Linked DNA regions of Mus musculus: regions 1 and 3 are each linked to region 2. A link is a loop called in an ENCODE intact Hi-C map of the cell type or tissue named here. Cell type or tissue: left cerebral cortex. All regions are shown on one strand.

Evidence for each region. A loop is a pair of places that touch in the nucleus more often than their neighbours do. Peaks named below come from ENCODE experiments on the same cell type or tissue, not always from the same donor. Only the 100,000 strongest peaks of a DNase experiment are listed, where the experiment ranks them.
Region 1: a loop joins it to region 2, with 2.1 times the contacts of the local background. A loop is called at or near these places in 4 of 42 quality-filtered maps.
Region 3: it touches region 2 in a loop (3-fold over the local background); 2 of 42 quality-filtered maps call a loop at or near these places.

Annotation. Positions count from the first base shown.
Region 1 is chr7:81,605,544-81,613,543 of GRCm38, forward strand. Homer2 (homer scaffolding protein 2) reads right to left here. Exons shown (of 9, transcript NM_001164086.1): 7 at 6,718-6,828; 8 at 5,763-5,843; 9 at 1-4,898. The coding sequence ends at 4,710. Gm44570 (a long non-coding RNA gene) reads left to right here and starts at 4,583. Exons shown (of 2, transcript XR_001778192.1): 1 at 4,583-5,010; 2 at 5,354-7,936. It overlaps Gm51279 (predicted gene, 51279), which reads right to left and starts at 7,825; the gene lies at 7,763-7,825. In left cerebral cortex, CTCF peaks have their summits at 1,099 and 4,823 (motif pointing left); DNase peaks (open chromatin) are centred at 728, 1,067 and 4,781.
Region 2 is chr7:81,760,461-81,768,460 of GRCm38, forward strand. It overlaps Ramac (RNA guanine-7 methyltransferase activating subunit), which reads left to right and starts at 2,493. Exons shown (of 3, transcript NM_025997.2): 1 at 2,493-2,596; 2 at 7,067-7,263; 3 at 7,909-8,000. The coding sequence starts at 7,094. In left cerebral cortex, CTCF peaks have their summits at 1,768 (motif pointing right) and 3,242 (motif pointing right); DNase peaks (open chromatin) are centred at 2,059, 2,476, 2,888 and 3,161; H3K4me3 peaks cover 1,795 bases; H3K27ac peaks cover 1,378 bases.
Region 3 is chr7:81,702,096-81,710,095 of GRCm38, forward strand. Homer2 (homer scaffolding protein 2) reads right to left here and starts at 4,830. Exons shown (of 9, transcript NM_001164086.1): 1 at 4,664-4,830. The coding sequence starts at 4,668. It overlaps Gm32579 (a long non-coding RNA gene), which reads right to left. Exons shown (of 2, transcript XR_391652.2): 2 at 6,057-6,628. In left cerebral cortex, CTCF peaks have their summits at 4,471 and 4,687; DNase peaks (open chromatin) are centred at 827, 4,223, 4,689 and 5,064; H3K4me3 peaks cover 2,219 bases; H3K27ac peaks cover 1,756 bases.

The DNA.
Region 1 (8,000 bases), 150 kb before region 2:
TGTGGAGATGTAAGAAACATCTTCCTGCTGTCACATTCACTGTCACAATGGAGTGACAGTCAGGCCTTCTTATCAAAACTGGTACAGGACAGAGAGGCATCAACGTGTCCCTAACATCTGCGAGGTATCAGTCCTGCTGCCTTTCTGATAGAGCAGGCAAGCCTGGACTCCGCTGTGGTCCACGTGGGCCTCTGCAGGGGTCCCTGTGACTCAGAGGCCACTCCACAGCAAGTGCTACACTGTCAAAGAGAACTGTACAAGTTCACACAAACCCAAAGCCCCACAAAGTCCTGTAAGCAGATTCCAGAACATTCACTATCACCACCAGAAATATTCAATGACTCCTGGTTATGAAGTTATAATTGAATTCCTCCTAATTGTTTCTCTGGTTTTTCCTGATGCTTCCTCCCCTCCAGTGCCCATGCACATGTGCACACACACACACACACACACACACACACACACACGAACATTTCATACAGCTCAAAATTCCTACCAAAGTCACCTTCTTGCCAGGCTTGTTTTTAAAGAGGGATTTATATTCTTTAGAAAGTTGTAAGAAAAAGACATGTAAATAGCTCACACTTCTATGTAGGGACCCACCTCCATGCCGTCACACCCACTGTCCCCAGAATACAGTCTGTTTCTTTGAGGGAAGCCATGTATTCAGAAGTCACGGTCTATTTAGGTCATGGCTATCATTCAAGATATGTATGGACATTGAATTGAAAGCTTCTGCCTTATGTTGCAAGTGCTTCAAAATCCAGTGATGTTCCCAAGAATTGAGTGAGTGTAACTTCTAGTGACCCACTTCAGTTACCAGTAAAGAGCAGTGGCTGGTGCTCCCTGAAGGGCAGCATCGCTTGAGCTCCTCCCAGACCGCCCAGTTTCCAAGCACGCACCTGGCTGCACGTGAGGTCTAAGTTGGGTCTCATTCACAGTCGCCACTGGTGTCTGCAGGGGTCTTGGCTATAGAAAGAGCCCCTGTCAAACGGGCTTGCTTGTGATGCTTTTGGGCTGCATGTGAGCTCTCTCACACTCATATCAAATGCAGTACCTGCACCTGCCATCATGCTGCTTAAGGCTATGTCTGTGGAGCAAGCAGGCTGGAGAGCAGCTAGTTCCCTCTGTGGACAGCCAGGCATGCATGCAAACTGCTCTAGGCACTGGATGAGTCTGCACCTCCCCAACTGTGGCTCGTCTGTTCTGTTCCTGTTTATGTCTCTGCCATCAAAGGCCTCCTCCCCTCTTTAAAAACGTGAGTGGACCTTCATTAAAGTCATCAGCAAAGAATTCAAAGCCAGACAGTGTTCCACCAAACTGGCCTCACCAAGCACAGAGATCATTGAAGAGATCCCTACAGAGCAGAATCATTCAAAGGAAACAGACTTTACTGTGTATGGTGGACAGTTCTGCCGTGTCCCTGTCGGCTATTCCTTGCTGTGGACACACACTCCAATTAATATAGTTGCAACATGCTTTTAGTAGGGCAGAGGAGTATTTATTTCTTCTTGGCACCTAAGGGACACCAAAGGGAGAGTGACAATATGGCTCATAGGAGAGCAGCGGATCAAGGTCCAGGAGACCCAAGAGCCCACGCTGCTGGCCACAGCTGGGTTACTCTGGGCTACTCTGCCTCCACTTCCTGTTGATAATCTCTGCCAAGTTCTCTCACCCAATTAAGGTCTAAAGTGACAGCTCTTGGGGAGAAGCAATGGAAGGAGATGATCAGAGGTCAAGCACGGGCTGTTTCTTCTCTCCCAATCCTTCCTTCCAGCGGTCTCTCATTCCTAGGCACCACCCTACCCCAGCTCATGTCAGAAATGCATGCGGATCACGGCTAAAGGGCTCTGAGGTTTTCTTGGCCTCTTTTAGGTTCCATGTGGATGGCTGCAGAATGCAAGCTAAGCAAGGTGCAGACTGCTAGTCTCAGAGATGCCAAGGCCAGAGCTCATCTGACTCCAGGCTCTGCAGGCAGCACTCTGTGGCCGTAATTGCTGGGGGAAAACAGCTCACACCATCTGTATGGGATTTGAGGCCACGACAACAGTCCTAAGACTGGGCTGGACATCAGAAAAAATGGAGGTATGTCCCACTAGTGTGAGTGGATACGGAACAATTTTAGTGGGTCGTTTGCGCCGTACAGAGTCTGCCTTTTACAGTGCCAGAGGCTACAGACAGGGCTAGCCTACTGTTGACCTTCCAGGCCATTCCTGGGCCATGACTGTTCTTAAAAAGAAAGAAAATGAAGAATCATGATGTCTTTAGAGGAAGCAGATGAAAGGGAGGTTCCGTGCTTGCTTGGGGCTTTAGCTGTGGAGCCTAAATCACTCTTCAGGGGCGTCCTAGTGTCTTAGGATCATGGGTTGTGACAGTTTGGGGGCTGCTTGAATCCAAGAGTACAAAAACTATTTCCCCCACCTACTGGCTATTAGAAACTTGCTAACCCCCCCACGCCCCCAGTGCTAACAACAGGGGTCATGGGTCTCAACCTTACAGCCAGCCCACTGGGCTCATAACTTCTAGAACTTTCTACACTTCCAGTTCAGTAGCCTTAGCAAGTGTCCTCATATGGTCATGTCACCAGATCATACTCCAGCCAGCCGAGAGCGCTCCTTCTACCTGATAATGGAAGCTCATCTGAAGCCTGAGCTGACAGCCCCAGTGTCCACTGCTCTTGGGAGCCATGTGTCCAGGCTGTTGGTAGGCAAAGGGGCTGGGGTGGCCTAAGAAGAATTCCCCTTAGCCCATGCTGGGCCATAGCTAACCCAGTCTATGTTCTCTTGGTGCACCAGTAGCAGCTGCTACTGACTTGAGAACTATTGGGAGCTGTGGGGAACGGCAGCACCCTGGCTGAATTACATCAGAGGTGACCACTCTGTTGTATAAAGCATCCCAAATTGATGGGGTCACCCCCTAACAGAACTCAGCCTTCCACATCACCAGCCTTCCTTCCTTTTTTTTTGTCCCGATCGAATTCCTTGCTCAGAGTGACTCATCAGCCACTGCAAGGAAAGATGAGGACTTGGAAGTCGCCACAGGGCCTGGGTCTTAAACGTGCCGACCCTAGCCCTGTCCTCAGGCTGTTTTCTCATTCAAGAGGAAGAATTTCTGATCCCATGTGGATACATCTAGAGGGTTCTCAGATGGGTAGGGAACCAACGTTTCCCTTGCTCAAGGCATTCTGAAGTGTTGGGGGTCAGGGTTAACAAACCTTGCCTCCTGTGTGCAAACTCTCCTAAAGAGGAATGCCTGTGGACCTGAAAGTCCAATGGTTCCTTTAAGAAGTTCTCTGTGAGCAGAGAGCTTTTTGGCTGCAGGCCCTTCCTTAGCAGGAACTGGGAAAGGGAAGGCAGACCTGGGAGGAGCATCTCTGTCTCTAAGGCTAAGCTGCCACCTGAGGGGCTCTCATCCTCATGGCGTGAAGGATGGCTTTGTATTGTTCAAACCTATTACAGGAAGCCCAGCCTGTCTTCTAAGCCCAGGCTAGCTCCTATACAATGCTCTCCTGGTATCCAGAAAGTCTCCAACTCCAGGCCCTCTGCCTGGAAGAGAAGGAAGGTCCCACAGGCAATGTCCTCCAGGATCGTGGCTGGGGTCCCTGCAGGAGGGCCTCAGAGTAGTCTATGATGATTACATTGCCACAGTCTGTGCCTCAGAGCCAAGTCTAGGTTTGAGAACAGCAAACTGCATTCATTTCTGAGAATTATTTCAGCACAACAAAGATGATGTGTTATTCAACAAGGGTCTGAACTCTGCTGTGTGGTTTGATTAAAACACTAAGTTCTGCTTATATGTTTAATTGAACGAATGTTTATTAAGCACCTATTAAGTGCCCAGACTCCGCTAGACACCCTCCCTGCATTCTGTTCCCACAGCTTAAGCATCTGCTCTGAAATCAGAAACAAAAACAAACAAAACAAAAAACAAACAAACAAACAAGAACATTGCTGCAATCACAATAAATCAGGGGAGGATGGGTCTTAGCAGGAACTAGTCATTCCCTGTCAGTACGCACACCCCAAAACTTCTGGTTTATCTTCCCTCTAGAGAGGTCTCCACTAAATGTTTCCTTTCAAGTAGGTATGTCTGACCTACAGCCCAAAGGTCACAGGCAGCCAAGGGTAACCGTGAATGTGCTCCAACCCAAAATAGTGTATTTACTTAAAACTTTTTTTTTTTTTTTACAATTATTTCTTTTTGAGTAAGTCAGTTGTGCAGTTTTTGAGTGTGAACTTTGTGGTTGACAATGTCATGTCACATCTGCTAAAGCAACAAAATGCATACTGGGAAAAGATGCTCCCTCCACATGCCCGTGGTCTAGAACCTGCTGGAGAGTCACATACACTGAATGCCACGCAGCAGAAGGCACCCGAGGGCCTGCTGTAAAGGATAATGGTACTTGGATTAGAAAATACTCCCCCATCCCCGGTTCATAGGGTTACAACAGCCCTTAAGGGAAGATCTAAACATCCCTGCCCTGACTGCGTAAACGGCTAAGGTAGACCAAGTTCTGGATTCCTGAGTCAGAAGCTTCCAGCTGTCCATGACCTCACAAAGCCAGAGAAGCGAGAGATTTCCTATTCTGGAGGAGTGAGCGGACGGCACAATTGGTCTGGAGACAGACAGATCGCACCTGCATTTACAGAAGCAAATGGAGAATGTCCTACGTCTACCACACCTCTCACACACACTTGCTCCGCCCCGCCCTAGTTATCTGTGCCTAACTTGGAGAGTCCTCTACGGAAGTCATGGAGGTCGTCGATCTTTCCATCCAGCACCTCAAGGAAGCTCTTCAGCTCCCCCTTCAGGTGGCGCTGTCGGTATTTACTCTCCTCGATGTCTGTCTTTAGAGACCGCACTTTGTCTTCCAAGTTTTGATTGTCTCTTTCGGCCGCCTGATGAGACAAAAGGGAGAAGGATCTAGAAGGCAGTGACGGATGGAACCATCATGAAAACGGCTGAACCCTGACAAACGCTCACCACTCAAGTCAGAAAGGGGGCCACCTGGTACTTTCCCTAGAGAAGGATTAGAAGGTCTGAGCACCCCAGAAATGCAGAATGCAGAGTCCTGCACAAGGGGGCTTCACAGAAGTTCCAAAAGAGAACCAGAAATCGGAGGCCCCGTCCTTTCGTTTATATCCTACCAAAGCCAGGACAGACAGACAGTGAGCATGGCTTGCTTTCCTAACTTCTAGATGACCTCTTGTCCTTTGTGAGAGAGGACTCTTAATGCCATGAAAAAGCTTTATTCTGTGGTGCTAGAACTAGGACTTTCTTGAACATAGGCCCAGAAACTGGTTATCAATGCAGTCCCGGGGTTGTGAAATTCAGTAAAGTGTCCCTTGTGTAGGTCAAGAGGACTGGAGTGAGGAATCCATTGGAGGAGGAGAAGAAAACCCCTCGCTTTATAGATGGTAACGAGGAAGGCCGATCTACAGTCAGCACTCTAGCAAGAGCTGGAAGAGGCCAAGGTGGGCTTATACCTGACCCTGTCTGGACACCAGGGCGACTCCGTGCCCCTCCTCACTGGCTGTGGTTCTGCAGGGGTTTCCTGTGAGTAAGAAACTATCACCCACACTCTGGCTGTGCACAGAACCTTTGTGTAAGTTGGTGAGGCAGCACCCCCCTTCACCCCCCGGTGCTCTGCCATTACTAGCAGTTCATAAGCAGAAACCCACCCTTGACCATGTGTGAACACGAGAGGGAATGGAGGAGTTCGGGCCAGGCCTCAGGACCTCAGGACCACTGCACACCCTTACCTCTAACTTCTCAGAGACATATTCACACTCGGACATGAGCTGAGGTATGATTTCACTCTGTTTTCGGAGATCTTTCAACTCCTAAGACACACAGAGAGAGCGGGGAGAGGGATGGGGGGAGAGAGAGAGAGAGAGAGAGATTTTAAAGCATACTCTTGAAAATTGCCGACTTGTGTATGCACTAGTGGGTGCTGCTCTGGGAACCTGTCTTGCTCACTTGAATAACAATGGAGGGATGCTATTCTGACACACCGTATGACTCTACGGGTGAATGCAATATATGATACGTCACCACATGAAATTTGTACGCACTGTAAAATGGCCCATAGTTTTACAATTGCTGCTTTGTCATGGTAAAAACTGAGGCCTGGGGAGGTTTTGTTGACTTGCCCATGTCTCAGTGCTGTGCGCTTCACTTCCTGTCTCCCAGAATATAAATGACTGAGAACAGAAAGTCTAGTTGCATGAGCCTGACAGCAGAACTCATCTTCTGCAGGCCGGTCATCTGTGAGACCGGCTGGGGCTTTTGGGAAATCTTTTCTTTTCTTTTTCCCAGATAGCACCTCCTGTATCCCAGGCTGGCCTTAATGAAGATGGCCTTTGATCTCCTGATCCTCCTGCTTCTACGAGCTCTGAGATTATAGGTATGGGCCACCATGGTGATTCACACTGTCCCAGGGATCAAACCCTGGGGCTTTATGAATACTAGGCAAGCACTCTACCTACTGAGCTCCATCACCACCCTGGGTTCACTCTCGATGCTGTAAAAAGAAGGCTGCAAGCAGCCTGTGGGGCTCTGGGAAAGCTGAACTGTGGTGCAAGCCCTGATTCTCCATTCTGAAGTCCAGGCAGTTGCCAGAGTCCTAGGTCGCCTGTCCTGCTTTGAGCAGAGATCACAGAGGTCGCCATGCTAGGCCAGGGACACCCGGGGCCCTGCTCAGACCTCATTACTCACCATCTCCTTGTCTCGGACCTCTGACTCCAGCTCCTCGATCCTCCTCTTCAGCTGTGTGTTCTTCTCCTTCTCCCTGTTTATCTCGCTGCACTGTTCTTCCAGCTCCTCGATCTTTAAGAATGGGACAGTTAGGCCACAGTGCTACTTTAGCCATTGAGCTCCAGCTTGCCATGATGACATTTATAATTTCTTTTCAAGTAAGCCATAACATTCAGCACTCTATAGACATCATGCAGTTCCTGTTTGCCCCTGCCTGCCCGAGATTCGAGAGTCCTTACTTAATCCCAAGAGGGCCGGTAAGTCATGAAGCCCAGCCTACCCAGCCTATGTGCCGGGCTTCCGAATCTCTCTTAGGACCACATGCAAGTAGATTCGGGTTTGCTTTAAGGGTCATCACAGGTCAGATGTCCCCTGAATTGATCTGTTCTTCCCAAGAATGGCTTCTATATCATTTTAGACATGTCCTGAATTACTTGGTTTCATCTCAAGGGTTTAAGAGAGCCAACTAGGGAATTTAGCAGCCTCACTGTACAGGAACTACCAAAGAGAAACCAAAAATATCTCAGTCACTGAAGAGCAACTGATCCCCACATGGAAGGGTCCTGGCTGGGGAGCAGTGTGAGTGGAGTGATGGGCAAACTCCAGGACTGCATCTTTTCCTGGGTCTGAGCCCGCAGAAAGGATGACCAAGCAGAGTAATAGAACAGAGCCTTTGTATCCTGACATCATCATCAACTGCTTACTTGGAAACCAAAATGTGTGTGCAGAGTGGAGGGCGGGAGTGGAGCCAATATCCCATCCAAAAGCAGACACTCCGCACTGCCACACTCAGACGATGCCAGTCTTTGACATGAGGCCTTTCTCTGTAGCTGCACCAACCCCAGGACCTAAACCATCTGTCCCAGCTGACACCGAGTCCAGCTTCTACCTCCAGCCTGGGAATCAAGTTCCTGAAGAGCTCCTCTGAGGGAGGCCCACGCCCTCCTGAGGAGCCCGCTCTGGGCAATGCTAGCCCACACCTCAGCATTGCCTTTGGCTAACACACTCAGACCAGAGGGAGAGATTCCATCCTTTGCTGGAAAAGGAGAAGCAATCGATCCCTCCGGCAGGCAGGATCAGCCAGAGCTCAGACAAGAACATGCAGAGTCAGCAGCTGACCTGATGCCCTGGCTGTCAGCACACTCATCATAGGGATGGAAAATAAAAATGACAAGAGGCAGCTCTGTGGGCAGTCAGTGCCGGAGGAAGGTGGTGACGTGGGGCCACACCACAGTGGCTCTGCC
Region 2 (8,000 bases):
ACATGAAACTCAAGAAGAACAAAGACCAGAGTGTGGACACTTTGCCCCTTCTTAGAATTGGGAACAAAACACCCATGGAAGGAGTTACAGAGACAAAGTTTGGAGCTGAGACGAAAGGATGGACCATCTAGAGACTGCCATACCCGGGAATCCATCCCATAATCAGCCACCAAACGCTGACACCATTGCATACACTAGCAAGATTTTGCTGAAAGGACCCAGATATAGCTGTCTCTTGTGAGGCTATGCTGGGGCCTAGCAAACACAGAAGTGGATGCTCACAGACAGCGATTGGATGGATCACAGGGCCCCCATTGGAGGAGCTAGATAAAGTACCCAAGGAGCTAAAGGGGTCTGCAACCCTATAGGTGGAACAACAATATGAACTAACCAGTACCCCCGGAGCTCGTGTCTCTAGCTGCATATGTATCAGAAGATGGCCTAGTTGGTCATCAGGGGAAAGAGAGGCCCATTGGTCGTGCAAACTTTATATGCCTCAGTACAGGGAATGCCAGGGCCAAGAAGTGGGAGTGGGTGGGTAGGGGAGTGGGGGAGAGTATGGGGGACTTTTGGGATAGCATTGGAAATGTAAATGAAGAAAATACCTAGTAAAAATAAATAAATTAGAAAAAAGACTATTTATAAACATGTAATTCTGTTATGCAGTGGTTATCACACATAGCATTGCTACTTTATGATGAACTATTAAACCAGGGAATTTTTTTAAAGACAGTCTCATGTAGCTGAGGGTGACCTTGAACCCATCATCCCCCTCCACCGCCCTAGGGTTGGGTGTCCATCACCACTGTGCTCTTTATCACTTCGTGCTCTTAACTAGTTCAATCAAATGGAACTGAAAGTCCTCCAGTGCCAACTCTGAGGCCCGAAGAAGTGGATTCGTCTCCGTTTTCCACGCCTGTTCGTCTTCCATCGCCTATTTAGTAATGACTGTTTCTGTGACCTGCATCCCCACATCAGCACTGGCCTATTTTTGTTACATTGGTGTTTCTAAACTATGGCGTGGATAGTTTAGAACATAGTTCCACTGTTCATCCCACAAGTAGGTACCGAGTTATATACTAGTACTGAGTTATGTACGGTGTTATATACTAGTGTGATGTACAAATTAAAGGTGTGTATAAACAGGTAGAAAATGGTATTAACACATAAAGTTCTGAAGGTACTGTGGAACCCAGCAGAAGTAAAACTCATTCCCTGTAAAGTCTTAGAGAATGGATGTAATATCAATGTCAACATCTGGAGGTCGTGGTGGTGGTGAGGTGGTGGGGTGTGTGTGTGTAGGGGAGTGGCAATATTCTAAGCATAAGGGAACACTGGCAAGCTATAAAAACATAATGAGTATTCGTGAACTACTGCATTTGGTCTGCTTTACTGTGAGGGAATGAAAGAGAAATATCAGAAAATAGAATTTTGAATCCAAATTAAGATTGTTGGCCTTGGCAGCAAGGAGTTATTGAATATCTTGCATCCCAGTTGTGCTTGAATATGACTATAACTACGGCAGTTGTCTGGTGATATGCTGGTGAGGGGCAGTGACTTAGGAAGAAGGGCATCGGTGCTCTGTTCAGGGAGTGTAGAGAGAACTTGGATGAGGAGTCAGTGGGGATGGGAATGGATGAAAACCAGAGTCACAAGGACCAAATAACAGAACGAGACATCTGACCAGGGCGTGGAAAGAAAAGGTATTCTTTTTTTAGCTTTATTTTATTTATGAGTACACTATAGTTGTTTCCAGACACACCAGAAGAGGGCATCAGATCCCATTACAGATGGCTGTGAGCCACCATGTGGTTGCTGGGGATTGAACTCAGGGCTCCAAGAAGAGCAGTAAGTGTTCTTATCCTCTCCAGCCCTAAGGTATCCCATTTTGACACTAAACTTTCCAGGCTGATCGTATTCCCAAGAGGAGGGCAAGGTCCGGGGAGCAATCTGAGAAAAGTGGCTAGTCAACAGCTGGCATTGCCACACTTGCAAACAACCGAGAAGAGCGGAGACTTCGGGAGCGAGCGGAATACGGGCAGTGGAGGCGTGGGTTCGTCTCTGCAAACACACATAGACAACGGTGCGCAGGAGCCTTACTGCCCAGGCCGGCTAAGAACCGGGTGGGCATCGCCCAAGCAGAGCAGTCTCGTCTGCTCCTCCGCCCCGCCGCCCGGGCTCCGGCTTTGGGGTCTCCATTGACAAGCAGCCTTCCCTCCTAGTCCTACTCTCAGACTTCCCGTACCAGTGCACCAGGCACTGCCAGTTCGAGGGATTTTATACATGACGATATCCTCTCCCCGACGGTCACCAGGCACTGGCTGCGAATGACCGCACTGCCCACCATCGCCACTTTGCTCGACCCTGCGGAGCTTCCCTAGGGCCGCGCCAAGGTTCGAATGTGAGGGGCGTGGCGGGGGGGGAGGGGGAAGCGAGGATTTCTAGATCTCGAGAGACTTGGCACGAGACTCCGCCTTACACGCTCCGGAAGCGGAAGTCGGGTGGTTGAGGGATTCCTGAGCGTTTGTTTACCTTGGAGAGCCGGGTGGGGTGCGGCGGTGTGGACGCCCGAGGTCTCCAGTGCGTCCCATGAAGGGTGAGTACCGCACATGGCGGATGAATCTCCCACCCGGGGCGGCGGAGGTGATGGGGGCCTGGGGCCGGAAAGTGCGAGAGGCCGGAGGTCGCTGCCCCTCGGAGCCTCTTTCTCCGCAGCTCGGCTCCTGACGGCAGTTCTGGAAGGAGCCGCTTTGTCCCGGCCGTCGTCAGCCGCGCGTCGGCTGGCGGGCTGGGATGCGCAGTGGTTAGTCAGTCATCCTGCTCCGTGCTCGGGGCTCCGCTCTGGAGAGCAGCCGAGCCAGGGTCGGCCGACCGCAGGCAAAGCTCTGTGCGGTTCTCTATGTGGTGAGGAGGTTGGTGGGATCCAAGTGCCAGGAAGGCTGTCGGCCGCAGCGACAGAGAGCGCGCGGCCCCTGGTTGCCCGTGCCTGACCTAGCTTGTAGCTGGTGACGACCGAGGCGACGAGGGTCGTCGCCTCTCCGAGTTCCTCCGTGGAAGCTCGAGTTTCCTCGTAGGCTGCTAGGACTGAGATCCTTGGGTCTCTAATCCTGCCCACTCAGATCGAGACGTGTGTGTGCACAGCTCCTCTGCCCACGCACGCCTTTGCGGGGTGGGGAAGAATTGTCTGTCTGCGGGTTGTGTGTCTGTCTGTCTGCGGGTTGCGTGTGCTGGCGCCCGCAGAGGCCGGAAGAGGGCGTCTGTTCCCCTGGAGCTATATTACAGGCAGCTGAGAGCAGCGTGGGTGCTGCGATCTGATCTGTGGTCCATCGGAAGGGTAGTGAGCGCTCTCGACCACTGAGCTATCTCTCTGACACTTCCCTCATCTTTTGAGGTTTCTTCCAAGACCCCCTTCCCCCCAGCCGTATTTTCTTAATATTATTTATTCTATTATTTCTTTTATATGTTTATTATATAATTATATTTTATATATTATGTAATTGTGCTTTATGTGATTATTATACATATGTATTGTATATTTTTACATCATAATAACATTTTTCCCTTTCCTCCCTTTAGACCCTCCCTTTATCCCCTCAGCTCTTTCAAATTCATAGTCTCTTTAGTAATATGTAGATATATACAACCTGCTCAGTTCATATATTGTTACTTATGCGTGTGTTTTCGGGGCTAATCAAATATGGCATTAGAGAACCAGTTGGTGTGCTCTTCCCTTGAGAAGACTATTTCTCTTGCTCTCCGCATTCCTTGGTTGCCTGTAGTTCTTTGTTAAGGCCTCTTGACTTTTCCCTCTTCCACATTCTCTTGTCTTTTGGTAGTGTTGGCCTCAGCCCATATTTAATCAACCTAAACATTAAACAATATAGTTGTCTCAAATCCTTGGGTTAAGTAAAGCTTGCATTAAGGTTTTGTTTCAATTCCATTCTCATGAATAAGTATGAAGATACCTATGTGGTAGGGTATGGGGAAAATAGAATAAATTGTGCCTTTTCCTTGCCTTGTGAATGTCTGTCTTAATTGGGAATGGGGCATTCTTCTAGTGGCTTCTGTGGGTAGTTTGGAATTGTGGACACTTTTAATTAGTTGGGAGTTTTCCTTGTCTTATTTTGAGACAGTGTCTCTCTACATCGCTCTGGCTGTCCTGGAACATACTCTATAGACCAGCCTAGCCTCAGACTCACAGAAATCCACCTGACTCTTCCTCCCAAGTGCTGGGATGAAAGGCATGTGTCACTACCCTCAACCTAGTTGGATTTATTCTAAACTCATTTGGTTTTTGGTATTTAATACTAGTTTGCCAATACCAGGCACAAGGAGGTGTAATAAATAAGGTAGAAGTTAAGTAGTAGCCTGAAAGGTAAAATGTCCAAGTACTGTTTCTTGAACTTAATGAGCAATTGTAGTTGAATTTGGTTGGAATAAGGGCAGTACTGTTATAAATGCTTTACCTATTTTGAGGAAAGACAGGACAATGAAGAAGCTATCTTCCAGTTAAGTAGCCCATCCAAAGCGTCCTTGAAAGTGTGATTAGAAAGGAAAAATGACTTGAGGATATCGGGGAAGATGTGGTTTTAAGTTTTTAGCATGATGTTAAATACACCTCAAATCATAAAATAGGTTTTGGTCCTTTCTCTTTGCCAAAGCTGGTTTTGTACTTCTAGGCTCAGTTGATCCTTCTGCCTCAGGCCCAGGAATGGTAGGTCTACAACATGGGCCATTTTCCCTACCAGGTTTAGAAACTTGGAGGCATTCAGCAGAAACACGAAGTTTGAGTTAGGAAAGCTAGGGGATGGCAAAGCTCAACAGTAGCAGTTCTTGATCACAGACGCCTGGGAAGTGGGAACTACCTGTAGAATTCTGCAGTTTCAAGATCTGAGATGAAGAATAAAAGTGAACTCTCTGGTTTCTTGAGAATTAGACCTGCAAGTTAAGCAAAATCTTTTCCCTTAGGTAGAAGATTAGAGATTCCTATTTTTAAATCTGTATTACATTCATTGTGTGTGCGTTTGTTTGTCATGGTACACATGTGAAGGTCAGAGGACAACTTGTGGGAGGGAGTCTGTTCTCTGTTTCTGCCAGATGGGACCTGAAGTTTGAACTAAGGTTCTTAGCCTTGGCCACAAGCACCTCTATCTACCAGCCCAGATTATACTTTTTATATCCATTAGACAGTATCTATCTTATTATTGTTAGATGTTTCTCATTTCTCACAGTATCTGGAGTAATAATACATTGCATTAAATTATAAAATAGTTACCCATAACTTTTAATAGCCATGCATCTAAATGCCAGTTGCTTGGGTTGGCTTCAGACTCCTGGGTTCAAGTAATATCAGTATCCAAACTACAGGTATACACTTAGGAAGCTGTACCCAGCTTCCCCTTTTTCTTTATTCACCTTTGATTGGGGCTAGTGGGGGCTGGAGGGTTTTTTTTTTTTTTTTTTTTTTTTTTTGTCCTGGAACTTATTCTATATAGACCAGAAGGGCTTTGAACTTAGAGATCTGCCTGCCACTGCCTCTGGAATGTTGGAATTAAAGGCATGTGCCAAAGGCACCTGGCAAAAGACAGGGTCTTCCTTTATAATCTAATTTGGTCTCAAACTCAAAATTCTTATGTTTTAGCCTCCCGAGTGCTGTGATTACAGCTACTGATGCAATTATTCGAGATTCTTTAAAATTCCAATTTCTCATTTTATAGTTAATTTCTCAGTCATTTGCAGGTCTGCTTCAATTCCTACTACTATAAAACAGTCACCTGATATCTGAATCCAGTTCTCTTTTTGGTTCTTTATGCCATTGTCTGGTTTGCCAATATCAACTATTCTTTAGTCCCTTACCTTGTATGGTAATCTTTTCTAGTTGGCTTCTGTGTGTGTACCAAAAACATTGTTCGTGTTCATCTTCATCTCTTACTCTCTGTTAACTGAATTGACACTTTGATGTGTGCCATAGCTTTCTTTAAATTCATTGTACTCTTACCTTTCTAGAAGTTCCTGTGGCACTATAATGTGTGTAATCACTTGCAGGAAGCCTGAGAATTTCTCCTTCCATATCTTCTTGTTGGTGACTATTTCTTCCTGGAATTCTTTTAAAATTGCTCTTAGTTACTACCTCACATTAACCTTTCAGTGTGTTATCTATATTAACAGCAATCTGCCTTTATAGTTTAATTTCACTAGTCTCTACCTAGTCCTTCTAAATAGTATATTGGATCTTCTTTTTATTTTTGTTAATGGCCTTTGCTGGCCTGGAATTAACTGTAAACCAGGTCGGCCTGCAGTTCCTCCTGTCTCTGCTTCCTGGTTACAGGTATGCATTACTGCACAGGACAGTAGATTGGATCTTCCCTTCTTAAGTCACACATAATTCCCATTGCCTATCAAGATACAAAAGTATTTGCATTAGATAAACATTTTTCACAATTTGTCCCTGGATTACCTCTCTAATTTTATTTCTTGATGTCTTCTGCTTCTCCCTTTATGTTTACATCATATCTGTCTCCCTTATGCTTCTTGTTATGTGTGTAAGCGTGTGGGGGTGCATGTGGAAGCCAGATGTCCACTTCAGGCTCATTCTTCGGGAGCTGTGTACCTTGATTTTTGAACTGGGTTCTTTCACTGAAACCTGGGGCTTGCCATTTAGCTAGGCTGGCTAGCCAGCCAGCAAGTTCCAGGGATCTACCCATGTCTCCTTCCCCAGCACTGGGATTCTAAGCCTATACCACTGGGCCTGGCTTTTCATACATGTGCTGGAGAGCAAACTCAGGTCCACAGTCTTACAGGACAAGCATGTTACCAGTTAAGCTATTCTCCCCAGTCTCATATATGTCTCTTCTAGACTGGTGGCTCTGGGAGGTATGGTCATGTATTTATTGTTCATTTTAGTATTGCAGGCTCCAATAGCGTAGTGTAGTCAAGAACTGTTGAAGTGAATGCCTACAATCTTAAGTTTAAAATACACAGGGACTTTTGTTACTACTCCATCTAAATTGTTCACTTCTTATTTTTTCATCAGCTAAGTCAGTGTAATTTTTTTAAATACTTACAGATCTTAAAAATTGTACAGAATTTCAAAATGAGTGATACTTCTGAAGAAATTCCAAATTTTGAAGAGATGTTTGCAAGCAGATTCACGAAAGATGACAAAGAATACCAGGAATACTTGAAACGCCCTCCTGAGTCCCCTCCAATTGTTGAGGAATGGAATAGCAGAGCTGGTGGTAACCAAAGAAATAGAGGCAACTGGTATGTGTTATTTTTGCAGGATAAATGCAAAGGGTGATCTGGGAGAAGAGAGCTTTAATACAGTTGCTCACAGAGCCAGCTAGAGTAGCAACATAATAAGCATATAAATACCTGCTTTTTTGTGTTTTATTAAAGCCAGGAATAGTGATAGAAACCATACTTTCATTACTGGGGAGGCTGGGGCAATAGGATTATGAGATCTAGGCCAGCCTGGGCCAAATAGTAAGACCCTGTCTCAAACTAATGTTTTCTTTATAAATATACTTTATAAAATTGGAGTTTTGTGCTTCATATCATAAAGAAGGTATTGTTTTGATTACTTTAGAAATTTTATAAAATGGGGTGGAAAATTAAACGTAGTAATTCAAGACAATAAATGATGCTGATGTACGCATTTAATAGGTGTCAGTTTGATCACAGTCAGGTTTATTCCTTGCCTCTATCCTGTAAAAGACGTCCAGTGTGTGATGCTGGGAGACTCACTTAAATCTTAGGAAAATCTGACTTGTGCTGTACCACAAATACCACTTGTGCTGTAAAGAGCCTCCATTACTGTGTATTATATCAAGAACTCAATTGCACTAGGATTGATTTCTTGTTTTTATTTAGTAAAGGGAAGTTAATATTCTTGTCTTCTTTTGGTAGGCTGCAAGACAACAGACAATTTAGAGGTAGGGATAACAGACGAGGATGGCCAAGTGACAATCGGTCAAATCAGTGGCATGGACGGTCATGGG
Region 3 (8,000 bases), 58 kb before region 2:
GCTTAGCATTAAAACAAAACTGCATCCAAACCATCCCTCTCTCTTGGCCCTGTGACTCCCCACTTAAGGAAATCATATAGAAGGTCCAAAAAACATCACCCTTTTCCTCCTGGCACCTGAGCAAGGCTCCCACCATGCAGATAGTAACCCAATCAGAAAATATGTATGGCAGGCCTGTGAGGAAACTGTGCCACGAGTTGGGGTGCAATGGTGAAAAGGTGGGTCCCATCTTCCTGGAATAGTTAAGGATGATGGAGTATAAACAAGTCAACAAAGCCCAGGTAATCACAGCTGTGCTATGGCAAGGGCCTGCAGTCTACACAGGCGGGGCTCTGAGAGTCCTGGGAAGCAGTCCTCTTGGGGTGGTGGCCGGAAAGACTGATCCTGATGTCAGTGTATGAAGGAGGGCAGAAGATGTCTGCAAAGCCAGGGTACAAGGATTTCAGGCATCCAAGGCCCCAGGAATATGGATGAACACATTCCCAGTACTGCAGAGAATTCTATCAGATAGTGCTGAGCTAGGATGTGCTCTTGTACTGATGTAGAAAGGAAGAAAGTGGACCTTAGGAAAGGTGGGGAGAGGTGGGACGAAGGGGTCCTCCATAAAGGAGGCCAGGAATCTTCAGAATGTGGTAGGTGGCCCTGCAGAGTGACTGGTGACACTGGAGATAAGGTAGAAAGAAGCCCGAGCCTTTGTCCCATGAAGAGTGTTGAGACAGGAGAGTGACAAGATCTGATTTGCAATCTTAAAAGCTAGTCACTTGGCTCCTAGGAAAAGACTAGACTGGCAGTAACCCAGTGTGGAAGCTGGGGGTGGGTTGAAAAGTTTATTTTTCCAAGAGGAAGGCAGTGATGGGCAGGACTAGAGCCAGCACTGTGGTTACTGTGTGGAGTGAGCATGCTCCAGACCTATTTGAGAAGTAGAACTCACAGGGCCAATGACAGCCTAGATATGGGATTGGGGAGGCGGGAGGGGGTGGAGGTGGGTAGGGAGGTGGGGAGAACCAGGTATGACTCTTGGCAAATTATCAGAAGGGCAGTGGGGCCACTGACTGGGTGGGATGACAGAGGGAAGGTGAACTCCGGCAGCAACAGCAAGAACCCCAGAGATGGACGAACTAGAAGCACAGGCCTTTCTCAGAAATAAAAATGTAGGGTTGATGATATATAGGCAGTGATGTTTAAAGCCCTGTTGGTGATGAGGGTAAGTTGAGGAATTGGATAACATGACCTGGAAAAAGAGTGGTGACCCAGAAAGGGGACCAGGAGCAGCTCCTGAGCATAGCCACCACTGGGAGTCAGACAATGGAGCAACCAGTGGGAACACTGAGCCTCAGAACCAAGGGAAAGGAAAGGCAGATGGGTGTGATGTCAGAGGAGCTGAGAGGGGCTAAGAGGGGAGCTCGCAAGGAGAAGGGCAGGCCTCCAGTGAGGAACACCGAGGAGGGGTGGGAGAAGAGAGGGGCTGGCATCTAGAAGCTACTATGCTGGGGTGAAGGCAGAGGCCAGACTAGAGTATGGAGGACAAATGCACTATCTGTGAGATGTTGTCAGAGGGACAAGGAGATGGACCAGAAGCAGGACAGGTATGCAGGATCAGGAAGCGGAACAGCCACTAGCTACACGCTGCTACTCAAGTCACACCCTGAGTCACAGTAGGTGCATTAAAGTGCCCCGTAGCCTCAAGTGGCTGATAACTGACCTTAAGGCTACAGCACATTCCCAGTGCTGCAGAGAGTTCTATGGGACAGTGCCGAGCTAGAGTGTGCTTCTGACCTGATGCTGAGGGGAAGATAAGAAAGAAAGAAAGCAATCTTCCCAGAAGGTGAAAGGGTCTGGGCAGAGTCTACATCAGTAGAGAGCTGTCGGGCCATCAACAAACAGGCAGGAAAGAGTAACAGCTAATATATCCGACTTTGGCTACTTTGTGGGTTCTTCTTTCTTCCATCCTTCTCCATTCTTTTTCCACCTTTCAACCTCCTAACACTAGATAGGAGAGAAAAAAGGATGGAGGGGAAAGCGGGTAACATTATTGTTAGACTATTTCCTAATGGTTAGGGACATCAAGTTCCTTGGGGGCAAGTTTGATCTTCACCACCAGAATATCTAATTTCCTCTTGATGTTTCTTCTTTGCACATGACTACTTAACAACCTGCTACCAACCAACAACCCACACCCTCTTGGGGCTCTAGCATTTATACCCTCTGAAAAGTCCCCAAAATGCCAATAGTCAGACAATCGCAGAGACTATCTACTGCAGGCAAAATCACACCCCTGCCAGAGGACAAGGCAAATCACAATCAGCTGCTGTGGACAGTCTGAAGGAGCCCCGTATCCCACACCTGGGATTAAAACGAAAACATTCTTACAATATTTCTGTGTTTTGTAAAGAAACCAAAATTCTTACTATAAGCTTCCTTCTTGCTGTAGGAAGGGCAGGAAGATGGAGGGAGAGGTTCCTTTGGTCTGTAACTGCCACTTGGTCCAAGAAAGAGGAGCCAGAAGCATGGACAAAAAGGGCGAGCAACATCTGAAAGGAGCCAGTTGAAAACAGCTGCCTCAGGGAGGGAACGGGAGCAAACACTGGAGATAGCACATACTTAATGCAGAACACTTCGCAGAAGGAAAAGGGCAGTAGACACCTAAGGGGGAATAGAGCCTCACCAAAGAAAGGAAACCACTCAGGCAGTTGGTTTTTATTTCCTTAAACCCATGTCTCATCTGTCTACACTGCAGAGCCCTGAGGAGGTCTGACAAAACTCTAGCCAGGTCTGCCACAGGCTGCTTCTTGTTGGTGCTTCCCTCCCATGCTCATCCTGTACAACTCCCAGAAAGGATGGCAGTGGTTCTATCTTTTATTAAAATGGCTCCCTCCATCCACCTCCTCCGTCTAAACTATTTATCCAGCCTTTAGCCCCATCTCAGTTTATAACCATGGCTTGTACAGTCACATAAACTACAGAAGAAAATATATGGTAAAATGGCAGGGAGAGGTAAGAGCTACAAACCAGCCATTCGCTACAAGAAGTGAGTAATACCCATTTATTGAGTGATGTTAAAATGACATGAAAGACATGTGCTGCGTTTAAACAAAATGCCCAAGCTACTCCTCCCTGCTTTTACACAAACAAAAATTATTTTCTGGAATTTTCTTTGAGCTTTTATGAGTAAATGTTTTCATTCCCACAGACCTATTTTAACCCCAGAGTTTCAGTATTTGTTTCTGATTTGCAAGTAGGCTCACTGGTTTTGTGTCACCCGAGGGGGAGGGGCAGAGGAAGAGTTAAAATCACCAGGTCCTTTTACCTTCCACGTGTGCCAACTCCTTCCCAAAGCTTTTGTTTTTTAACTATGAAACCTGAGCGTCTCAAAGATTCCTTCTGCTCAAAGATGAGTTCTTTCATATCTGCTGAGAGATGGCTGAAAATGTTACAAAAATCTGCCTTCTGGGTAGGATGACTGTCTATCTCTGGCCTCCCAGTCGTCCAACATAAGTCTCTTGGATAGGCATCAATATTCCTAAGCAAACTTCCGATGGGCCCTCTGTCCCCCTTGTTCCATCTTGGCGTCCACAGCCATCTGCTCTCCTACCCGGAGCTCTACCTTGCTTGCCTCTGCTCCCTCCAAAACTCTACCAGCTCCACGGAGAAAGCCACTCCTGAGGCTTGTCTGGAGCTAAGCACAGTAAAGCCACTGCCCCATAGGGGCTGGTGGGGCCACCAGGGCGATCATGACTCTTCCCATGGCACCCATCCCCAAAGGGAAGCTAGTTCTCTAGACCACCTACACAGCAGAGGCCTCTGGGCCCCATGAAAGGCTGTTTGAAGAACACTGGGCTCAGCAGCAGAAGACAGACCTCTGATGTCCTTAACCATCCTCATGGCCAGTCAGGCAGTGGCCTAGCTTCTGCCGGTGAGCAACCACACACTAAGTATTCCCCTTTTACAAATGTATCAGCTGTTCAAGCTGGGAGAAGTCTCCCAACTAAACCGGCCTCAGTTTCCTCTTGTGGAGAGCAAGCACACAAACCATATCTCGCATAGAGACTGAAACACCATGAGTGTGCGCTCACATCGGCGAGCAGATGTAAAGAGTTACTGTGTTATTAGCACAGTGGCTCCTGACTCACAGCGCCTACTGCTCGGAGAGACGCCGAAGAGAAATCAATCCTGCTTTTAAAATTACTTTATATACTCAGGAGCATTAGTCACTTCAACTGAGTGCTCCAACTTCCCTCCCAAGCATCTGGAGCCTCACCTAGGTGCCTAACAGATTGTCGCATCTCAACGCTGCCTACAAGTCCACTATTCCTACGCTGAAGGGTTATTATTGGGTGTGTTTCCTTTCCAGGAAAACTTCGATTTCTATGTCGCTGGCTGTAAATGCAGCCGTGAAGAAAGGCAAACTGCTTTTCACACTCACAAACCCAGGCCCTGGAGTTGCTCGCGCTAGGGGCAAGGAGACCGCGGAATGGCCGAGGCGCCGAGACCAGCCCGGGTGCGGGTCCCCGCCAGGTGTCTCCGCGCCCGGCTGGCTGAGACGGGAAGGGCCGTGGGCTCCAGGCGCAAAGTCCGCGCCCAGGCCGGGGGCGCCCCGAGCTCCCGCCGCAGCACGCGACCGGCGGCCCGTAGCCCCTCGCGGGCGCTCCGCGAGCTCACTCACCCCATCTCCGGCGCTGCTCGTGCGGCCGCTCCGACGGGGCCCCTGGCGTTCGCTCTCCGCCCGCTCGGCAGCTGCTCCCCGCGCGGCACATGCGGCGGCCCGAGTGCGCCCGGCTCAGCCCCGGCGCCGTTCCATTCCGCCGGCTGCGCGGCTGCTCTGCCGGTGTCGGGGCCGCCGCCAGGCGCGGGCGGGCGGGAGGGCGGGGGCTGGGCGGCCGGGGGCTGGGCGGCCGCGCTCGGGCGGAGCCGCCGGTCCCTCCCGCCCGCTCCTTACGTAACCTCGTGGCCCCCGGGCCGCCGCCGCCCGCCTGGAGCTGGGGGCGCGGCAGCGTGTGCAGCGTCCCCCGCGCTGCCGCGCAGTCGCCGCTTCTTCCAGCAGCCCCCTCCTCTCCTGTGTCGACCCCGCACCCGCGCGCCCTGCCAAGCTTGGCGCCGCGCCTCGGACGGGATGTCCCACCTGCTGGACTTGAAGTCGCAGCTGGCAGGGACTTTTTGGCCACCTTTAGTTTGCAGATGAGGGAACCGAAGCCCCCCAGGGAGGAGAAATGATGTGACCAAGGTCACAGTCTCAGATTAGATCTCACGTCTCCAGAGTCTGAGATGGGCAGGACCACGATTTGCTCCCCACCCCATTTAATGCCCACCTTCGTCTTCCTGCCCACCTGTCTGGCTGAGTGGCCTTAAAATCCTGGAGGGTAAGATGGCAAGGAGGATTCTGTAGCCCAAAGCAGGTTCCCTGAACTCTTCCCTGGGTAAAGACAGAAACGCACACCCTCAGCATAGCGAGTTGGCAAAATTTGAGAGGCTTCCTTAAGCTTGGCTATGATTCCCTACCAAAGGCCAGCACTGGAGCCAACCTAACCATCACCCCACACTGGGCCTTCCACGGGATTGTCTTCGGCTGAGCACACATTGCCCACACAAGCCTGGCATCTCTGGACAGACAGGGACTGGGAGGAGAAGGCAAGGACAAGCAACTGGAATAGGGCCACCACCGTGCCCCTGCCCTCATTTCCCTTCAGGCCACTGTGACTAGCTACCTAGCTCCTTCACCTCACAAGAGCACCCACCCCATTTCTAAACGGTGGTCAGTAATTTCTGAAATACAAGTTGATCTGAGGCTCCCCTCCCACTGTCCTTGGGATGAGCCTGGCCAGTCCACTACCACCTCCAGCCCTCTCACTTTGCCCTTGCTCGCCGCACTCCAGCCAGCTGGCCATTCTCTCAGCCTACCCACGTGCTCTTCTTTCTGTCTGGGAAGATTTTTTTCCCCTTCATTCCTACATGTGCTTCAGATCACTGTTACACTGTCGCGTCCCTTAGGGGCTTAACCGAAGGCCGTGGATGGCATTGTTCCGGTCCATTTTTCTTCCTTGCACTTACTGTTAGTAGTATCTCGTGTAAAATTATTGGTTTAATATTCCAGACACACCTGCAAACTCTTAGAAAGATGTGGCTTTTTGCCCATAATTGTAACCTCTACTACCTACAATGGGAATTCAAAGTCTTCCACCAATATTTGTTGAATGAATAAGTAAACAGACCAAGCCCTATCTATACAAAATTGGTCAGGATCTGTGCACACAGGTGACTCTGTTTAGAGCCAAGACTAATGAACAGTCAGCCCCAGAGGAAGTTCTTCTAACACAAGCTGAATTCCAAAGACCAGGGCTGTGCCAAGGTGCTGAAGGGAAGGGGTCACTGGTAAAGTCCCAGAAAGAAGCCAGAAGTAGGAGGATCAAAAGCAGGAGCCAGCAAATGTGTGTTAGGGGTATGGAAAACAAGACTCTGAGCAAAGGAGCCCAGTGGTGTTCAAGCCCTGGCTGGGAGGTCCATCTCTTTGCTCCTCAGATAGACAGGGTGCACCCACATCACCTTGGCAGGATGCAATGAGGCCAAGCAGGTGGGGTGGTGAATCGCAGCCAGTGCTCTGTGGTTAAATTGGCTGTCCTCTGTGTAGAAGGCTCTGAGGGAAGAGAGAGAGGAAGGGTGGATCAAACTCAAGGTCTGGGAAGGGATGTGCTTTCTTCACCTTCTCCAAGCTACTCTAGGAAGAGGGGTGTGGAGAAAGTGGACTCTGCTACTCTTCTCCTCTCCTTCAACCCAAGGCTTCCCGGGCAGTTCTCTCTGATGGCTCCCTACTCCGTCTCATTTTCTCGAGTCATCTTCACTGCACTCTCTCATCATCTTGGACTCTTCCCAAGAGATGGGCATTCACTTCCCAGTTAGAGGTCTTGCTGGCAAACACTTACTGTGGAGCATCACTCCTCCCTGTGATCAATACCCTAGTTGACAATGGAGAAGGCTGAAAGGAAGAGACTCTGTGCCCGTGGCTAAGGCCAGGCTAGAGAGAGTCTACATAGGCCAGTTAGCTGGGTATAAAAGGTGCCGGTGGTGAGGACAAAGCTGAGAAAGAAAGACCGTGGTCTTGGAGAAAACAGGGGAGAGTGTGATCTGAGCCTAATAGATGAACTAGTCCTGGAGAAGGGAAGAGGTTTTGCCTCAGGCAGGAAAGGCTGGGGCAAGATTTACCTGGAGAGCCTCTGAGGAAGCAAGGACACCTAGTGAGCATGCAGGAGAGAACAGATAGGAGAGAAGTAAAATTAGAAACAGAAGAATTGGGGCTAGAGAGATGGCTCAACCATTAAGAGCTCTGACTGCTCTTCTGACGTTCCTGAGTTCAAATCTCAGCAACCACATGGTGGCTTACAATCATCTGATAATGAGATCTGACACACTCTTCTGGTACTGTCTAAAGACAGCTACAGTGTACTTAGATATAATAATAAATACAGAGTTGAGCAGGCTCAACTGAATTCAAATTCCAGCAGCCACATGATGGCTCACAACCATCATCAGTACAGCTACAGTGTACTCACATACATAAAACTAAATAAATCTTAAAAAAAGAAAAAGAAAAGAAAAGAAACAGAAGAATTACAGCCAAACACTAGGCAGAGCCAGGGGAACCCCATAAGAAGACAGGGAGAAAGGATTGTGGGAGCCAGAAGGGTCAAAGATATCAGGAGAACACAGCCCACAGAATCAACTAAGCAAGGTTCATGGAGCTCACAGACACTGAAGGGACAATCAGATCCTGTATGAGTCTGAACTAGGGTCTCTGCATATATGTTATAATTGTGTAGCTTGGTGTTCTTGTAGGACTCCTAACAGTGTGTGGGGGGGTGTCTTTTGCCTGCTCTTGGGACCCTTATCCTCCTACTGGGTTGCCTCATCCAGCCTTGATATAAGGGTTTGTGCTCAGTCCTATTTTACCTTGCTTTGCTGTGTTCGGTTGATATCCCTACTCCTAGGGATATTCTTTTTCTGAAGAAAAA